Regions from separate parts of the Homo sapiens genome. Here region 1 is linked to region 2. A link is a contact called in ENCODE Hi-C or POLR2A ChIA-PET data. All regions are on one chromosome and are shown on one strand. The core of a region is the stretch at or near the end of the contact, and the rest is flanking DNA. Distances in the headings are between cores, read along the strand shown. Region 1 has its middle 96 kb from the start of PARVA. Region 2 overlaps MICAL2 (microtubule associated monooxygenase, calponin and LIM domain containing 2).

Region 1 (3,605 bases), core at 299-2,798, 120 kb after region 2:
GAGCATCCCACAGGTGATTCATTCTGATGCCCAGAGAAGGGAAATGACCTGCCCTGGATCACACAGCCTTCAGAGTCTTCTAAGCCTCCACGTAGGCAGGCCTGTTTCCATAATAACAGGCAGAAACCCAACTCAAACTAGCTTCGGTAACAAAGGCAAATGCATCGGCTCGTCTGACTGGGAAGTCCAAGGGTGGTCCTCATTCAGGCAGGGCAGGAGCCAGAGTCTCAAACAGCCCCTCTCCCTTCCTGCCTCTCTCTCTGCTGCTTTTACAGCCATTGGCAGAGAGGCTGTCTCCACACATGGAACTCGGCTACTGAGGGTCTCAGACCGTATCCATAAATTCATGTCCTCAGGTCAGGATGCCAAGGCAGGCCTCCAGCTGCTACTCCCACATCACATACTTCCCTCTGGGAACAATCAGTGAACAGGACTGGGGCACCATGACCAGCCAGGCTTGGGCACTCTGATGGATAGGGGGTCTGCCATAGACACAGGTGGACGAGTGGCAGTGACCTTGTGGAAGGAACCCTGCTGGATTTCCATGTACAGAGAGTGTGTGGATATATATAGTTTCACTAACACATCACTGCTTGAGCAGTTTTGTACTTTCCCATCCTGGAACTGCGTGTGCTTGGGCTGCCCCTCTGTCTAGGACACCCTGCCTCCACTTCTTTGCCACTTGAATTCCAGTTATTTAAGGCCCATGTTAAATACCACCCACCCCTCACCCCCACCCAGGTAGAATTTTCCATTCCCTCATCCATTCCATGGGGAAGAGAGCAGTATTTAAATGCCTGAAGTTTCGGGACCAAGTCCCTAATGATGAGCTTATCTGACCAGAGAGACCTTAGGAGTCATGCTCCGGGGCAGGTGCAGGTGAGCAGAGCAGGCTTTATTCAAACAGCTCCTCATGCATTGCTGGGCCCCTTCTGCTCTGAGCCAAGCCTGTATTGTTCTGCTCTGGCTGCCATAACAAAGCACCACAGACTGGGTGGCTGAAACAACAGAAACGTATTTTCTCACTGATTTGGAGGCTGGAAGTCTGAGATCAAGGTGTGGGCAGGGTTGGTTCCTACTGGGGGATTGGAGGGAAGGATCTGTTCCAGGCCTCCCTCTTTAGCTTGTAGATGGCATCTTCCTGTTTGCATAGTGTTTTCCTTCTGTGCCTGTGTGTGTCCACATTTCCTCTTCTTAGAAAGATATCAGGTGCATGGGACAAGGGCCCAGCCTAACAACCTCATTTTACCTTAATGACCTCCTTAAAGGCCTTATCTCTAGATGCAGTCATATCTGAAGGTACTTGGGGTTAGGACTTCAGCATATGAGTTTTCAGGAATACAATTCAACCCATAACAAAGTCCGAAGCTGGGCTCTGGGCACACAGGACTAAGCCCAGGCCCCCCAGGTGCGCTGGAGCAGTCCTGGGCAGGACGCAGTGTGGGTGTGTTGGGGCATGGGTTCCAGGCCCCCTGACTCACCCACCCACTCCTTCCTCCTTCCAGCTCTGACACAGAGTCTGACTATGGTGGCAGCGAGGGCTCCCACACAGAACCCTGTGAAGAGAAACCCTGGCGGCCAGGATCCCCGCATCTACCGCACACGTCCCTAGGGGAGGCCCTGAGCAGGGCAGTCTCTCCACAGTGCCCTGAGGAGCCCAGAGCTGTGCACGGTAAGCAGAGAGCCCACCAGGCTTGATTCTGGGAAGTGGGGAGGGAACAGAGACCCCCACAGCTGAATTTCCCTCTTGGAGGACCAGGTGACAGGAAGCCTCGCCCTCAGGCTTCAAGGCGGTGGGGCTAGGACCTTTGGGGAGTGGGACGCAAGTGGCAGTGAAGGGACTTGAACCAGGCCTGGCTTCCCTCTCCATGAGAAGCTTTGGAATCCCAGTGGGGAAGACATCACGGGGACTGGCTGGCTGTGGTTGGTCACAGGCTGGCAGGGATCAGGGGCCCGCAGGTCTCTCTTGCCTGGAGTGATCGCTCTCCTGCCTCCTGTATGGGCACCTCCTTAGGGGCCCCTCCAGCATCCCATAGCCCCTGAGGGAAGGGAGCTGGGTCCAGCTGCTGTTGGACAACATGCAGCCCTGGATGGCATCATCTCCCTGGGACCACCTGCACAGCACCGGGGCCATTACCAGTGTTTGGGGCTTGTGGGATGCACCCAAACTTCTACACAACAATTAATACACTTTTACTGCATACCTGTAATGGGCCAGGACTTTTCCCATACGTGTGGTCATCCCAGGATGACCCTGTGGGGTAACTAGTGCGAAGCCTGTTTCACAGGTGAGCAAACAGGCTGAGTGGTCTCCCGAAGTCTCAGCCAGTGCTGGTGCCACCCTCCAGCCACCACTGCCCAAGCTCTGGCTTACTAAGAGGTAGCTGTCTTTAGCAGCCCAGCTTGTGTTTAATACAAAGTTGACCTGGAACTGAGTGTTTTGATTCAGTCAACAATTTGGGACCAAATCGTCTGATTTATGGGTAACTTCTGGACGAGCCTGGGAAGAAACAGTCTAACCTGACGGAAACTTGCTGCCCAATGGCCCCACAGCCTTAGTTGCCCTGGGAGAGCTGGAGCTCAACTTGTCCTGCATCGCCACCTGGTGGTCATGAGCAGAATTGCCACCTGGTCCGTGAAATGTTTTCAGGAGTGATGGTTTCCCAGGAAGACGAGGGCTGGGGCGGAAAGAACTCATATAGATATTTTTAAATCCTGGAATTGTTGAATTTACTCTAGAAATGTTGAATTTTACCCTCATTTTTTAAAAAAGTGACACTTTTTAAAAAGGACAGATTATCATCCAAACACATTTGTTAAGTACCATTTGTGGGGCTGTGCAGAAAGGCTCAGCACTGGCACTGAACTGAGTACTCTCCTGTGCCCAGCTGGGTCCAGCCCCACCTCTGGTTACTGCGTGGCCTTGGTGTACCCTTCCATCCCCCTGGGCTCCAGCTCCCCATTTCCAGATATGAAGTTGGCCTGCCTTTCATCCCTTCCCTCCATTTCCCCTCCAATTGCCAGACGGTTTTAGGCAACTTACAAGAAAAACATAAAACAAAATTGTACATTTATAAATATGAAAGATCAAGCCTCAAAATCAGGTCTAACAAAACCAGTTTAGGAGGGATAGACCCCAGAGAGGCAGACCATAATCCTAAACAGTTGCTCTAATTGAATCATAAGTTTGATTCTGAGTTTTCTAGCTTCCAGCATTTAAAAGGAAACACAGAACATCGTTACTCTCATTGTTTATGAGGAAAACATATATTGGTTTGCAGCAGGTCTCTGAGTAGGCACAACTTCTCCTAATGCTTAACTCTGTAGTTTCTGGCTCATACCAAATAGATGATATTGAGAAATGTGTTCGATCATGTCTTAACAGTTCCTCAGAAAATGCAGCCTTAGTATTCTCGAGGCTGTTTCTTACAGCAACCCTTGCTGGAAGGTGAGGGCATGACAAAAAAACATGACTCAGTGATAGCAGTTTTCTTAGCGGGATGGGGTTGTGTTGGGAGACTAGTTGGGTTGGGTAGTGAAGCCAAAGCATTTTGTTTCTGACAGTCCAGTTTAACGCCAGAATAAAATACAGAGTAGGTAAGTGG
Region 2 (3,474 bases), core at 133-2,632:
AGAAGTTAACTGATTTAATTTACATAGCAGCTTCAGAAAAGGAAGACCATACTATTTCTGTATATATGGCTCATATGGACTGGGGCTAAGAGCATGGATTTCAAAGTGAAATGGCCTGGGCTCATTTCACAGCACCCCTACTAGCTGCCTGCATGATATGGAGGCATTTACTCACCTCTGTAAAGCTGTCTTCTATCAAACAAGGGTGGTGAAATGAGACAGGATGGTAAAGGCCTGGTACACTGTGAGTGCCCGCTGTCAGTGTCCTCACATGGGCGGTGCAAGCTGAGGGCTGGGCTTGAACCCAGGTATCCTCATGCCTAGGCCAGAGTTCTTTCCACCTCAAAGGCTTCCCCTGTTCTGGAAGGTCCTTGAAGAGAGACAGAGCTTGAAGAGGTACAGATGAAGATATGGAGTGCTGGCTAGAAATCCTTATGGAAAATTTTAAATATATATATGTATATGATATATTTGCATACTCACCACACATACATGTACATACACACACACGCACATATACACATACATGTACATACACATGCTACATATACATGTGTATTTGCGCACACATGAATACACATACATATGTGCTCACATATACCATATATACACAAACATGCATATATACACACATGCACACATATACACATACATGTACACATGTATACCCCTGCAAACATACACACGTACACATACGCATATACACACATTCATACATATATACACATATGCACACACATACATACACACATGCACACATATATACATACATGAAATAATCACACATGGCAAACATAGTTGTGTTACAGAAAAGGAAGATAGGCAACTTCTGCAATTACTTCTCTCTCTCTTTTTAAGGCCTTTGCTTTTTGCAGAATAAAAATGAAAAAAGAAAGAAAAAAGTCTTACCTCCCCCACGTCCACATAGACGTGTTTTGAGGATTCCTTAGGTTAACACTGGTGAGAGTGCCTGGGTGGTACTGGGCCCTGATGACGTTGGCTTCCTTCTGCCATTCCAAGCACTGTGACTGGTCAGCATACAGATGTTTCTTGATGCCAGGACGGGAGGCCTGGAGGGTGGGCACTGCCTCATTGGGACCTCCCGGCGCCTGGTACTGTTGAGTGGCTATAAGAAGCAATGGATGAGGTGAGGAAGGGGGAATGTATGAGGCGCCTTCAAGCTAGACCAGTGGAGTCTACTAACTATTGAAAAGGAGTGGGGAAGAGGGTTGGGGCCAGAAGGGCAAGAGCCAAAGAACTTGGGTTCTCAGTGAAGGAGCGGGCATAGAAGGCCAGGGCCTGCAGTGGACCTGGGGTCTCTCCCCAGCACTCCAGCCCTGAGGCTGTGTGGCAAAAGGGGGAAGGTCTGGGCCCTTGCTACCTCCTGGAAACTTGGTTGAGCTTCGTGGTGAGTCTCTTGGGTGCTCTTTCATTGGCCTTTCGTAGTAGGGGTTTCAGACAGCATGTATAAGAGGACTCTCCATGTGTGCCTTCAGTGTGCATGGAAAGGGGCTTGGGCTTCCTGGAGGTGATCTCAAGGCAACACCCAGGAGCAATAGAGAAGGCTTTGGAGAAGTGGAACTTATCTTTCTGGGGAATGACTAAGAAGAATTATTTCACTGAGGCTGTCTTCCAGAGGAGGCAAGGGTGGAGCAGGCAGCCCCAGGAGGCAGTACACGCTCCTCTGTTTGTGGAAGTGACCGAGGCCAGGCTGGGGACACCTGGATGGAAGGAGATTACCAAGAAGACAAAGTGGCCCTCTCAGTCCCTTCCCTACCCTGGAAGTGCTCCTTTTGGTTAAATTGGGTGCCTAGTGCCCTGGTAGGTGGAAAGCCAGCCCTACCTGGGCCAGGTGGGAAGATGGGGTCTGTAGGCCCCACCTGGGAGCCAGGTGTTCCTGCCCATGGTGGGCTCTGTGGGGATGCACCAGGTGTGGAAGGCATCTCGCACTGCTGAGCCCCTGGCTGGCTCCTGCCTCATCTCAGGTGTTGGATTCAGATGGCCATAACTGAAGGTCTTCTGTGTGCGAGAGTTAGAGCTGGAGCTTTTAGTTTCCTGAGCACCCTGCGAGTGTGGGGGGAACACCCCACTTCATCGCCAAGGAACCTGGGCCTTCCTCCAGAGCTCCTTAGTGACGTAGAGCTGGGAGAGGGTAAGTTTGAACAGGGCTGCTTGGCAGTATACATGGGTTTTGTTTTTGGATTGCATTGACCTTGAAACAGATTTTGTCTGTGAGCCTCAAGGGTGGGTTGAAAAATGAGCTTTTCTCCTGGGCAAACTGCTGCTTTGTGGGAAGGTTCTGCCTAGTGTCCACCCCCATATCTCCTTAAGTTTGTATAAAATCCATCATTTATCAAAACCCTGGTTGCACTGTCTGATATGCCATTTGGGAGAAGAGGCTCAGGGAAGGCAAGAGGCATCAGAGTCCTAAATTTGAGGGCACCTGCAGATCGGGATGGGGAGGCTCCTCCTCTCATTTGGAGAGGTGCTCAGGGACTCTGCATAAACCTTGAGCTTGACTCTCAGATTTTGTGGGCTTAGCCCATTACCAATGCTGTTGCCTGCAATCTGGGGCCCTTAATTATAATTTTTAGCAGCTAGAGGCAGGGAAAGGAAGTTGCTTTGTGACTCATGAAGTCACATAGGCAGGGGAGCAGAAGAACCACAAATAAGAGACTCCACTTGGCAAAAACCAAATTGCTTCAAGGCTATTCTTGGAAACTTAAAGCATCACATCTTGTTTCTTCCCAGAAAATGCAGAAAGCCTCATATTTCTGGCTAGTTGGTTTTATTTCTATTGCATATCAAACCTCAAAAGGGCAACAGCTGGGTGGTGGTTAACAAGGAAAACTTTAATAAGAGCTAGTTACCAGGATCCTCTGATAAAAAAAAAAAATCCTGACTACGTTCTTTTGGGGTGAGGGGAAGGATAGCCACCAAAGGTTTTGCACTCCAGTTCTCTGGAAGAAAGGTTTGAAGCTCAGAATCACTGAGTCCTTCTGAGTGCTAGGTCAGCCCTTCCCAGTTCATTCCCAGCACTGTCCTGAATTCTGTATGTTTTCAGTTCATTACCAAAACTACTTTCTATGAGGTTCCCTAGTTATACATGGGAAACTAAAACCCAAAAAATAAATGAGTTGTCCAAGTCTACACAGAGAGGAAGTGAGTTTGAACTCAGACCTTCTAAATGGAAGGCCCTTGTCCTCTAGTTTTAAAGTATACAGGTTGACTATACCTAAACTGAAATCTAGAATGCTCCAAAATTTGAAGCTTTTTGAGTGCTGACATGATGCTGTAAGGAAGTGTTCATTGGAGTCTTCTGGATTTTGGATTTTGGGATTTGGGATGCTCAACCAAGTAAGTATGATGGACATATTCTAAAAAAAAAAGAAAAAATAGAAATCCAAAACACTTCTGGTCCCAAGCATTTTGGATAAGGGATACTCAACCTGTATATAACTCCTTGACCCAGAA

Evidence for each region. Hi-C counts contacts between places; a loop is a spot of excess contacts on that map. ChIA-PET counts read pairs that join two places held with the same protein, here RNA polymerase II (POLR2A). Pooled maps may share reads with other maps.
Region 1: a map of MCF 10A shows a loop between it and region 2 (4-fold over the local background). The contact joins two enhancer-like sites. A Hi-C loop is called at or near these places in 7 of 168 maps with a recorded cell type or tissue (Caco-2, GM12878, IMR-90 and 4 more), 16 of 37 single-sample maps with no recorded cell type and 18 of 50 pooled maps. POLR2A ChIA-PET finds 5 or more read pairs at or near these places in 3 of 52 experiments (HCT116, IMR-90 and activated CD4-positive, alpha-beta T cell).

Annotation. Positions count from the first base shown.
Region 1 is chr11:12,279,428-12,283,032 of GRCh38, forward strand. It overlaps a transcript of MICAL2 not described here. Among named protein-coding and RNA genes, the nearest start is that of PARVA, 96 kb to the right of the region's middle. Within about 2 kb of position 1,549, at least 3 of the 41 ENCODE cell types and tissues checked have a DNase peak (open chromatin) inside an H3K27ac peak, as active enhancers do.
Region 2 is chr11:12,154,814-12,158,287 of GRCh38, forward strand. All of the region lies in intron 2 of MICAL2 (microtubule associated monooxygenase, calponin and LIM domain containing 2), which reads left to right. Among named protein-coding and RNA genes, the nearest start is that of MIR6124, 7.1 kb to the right of the region's middle. Within about 2 kb of position 1,383, at least 7 of the 41 ENCODE cell types and tissues checked have a DNase peak (open chromatin) inside an H3K27ac peak, as active enhancers do.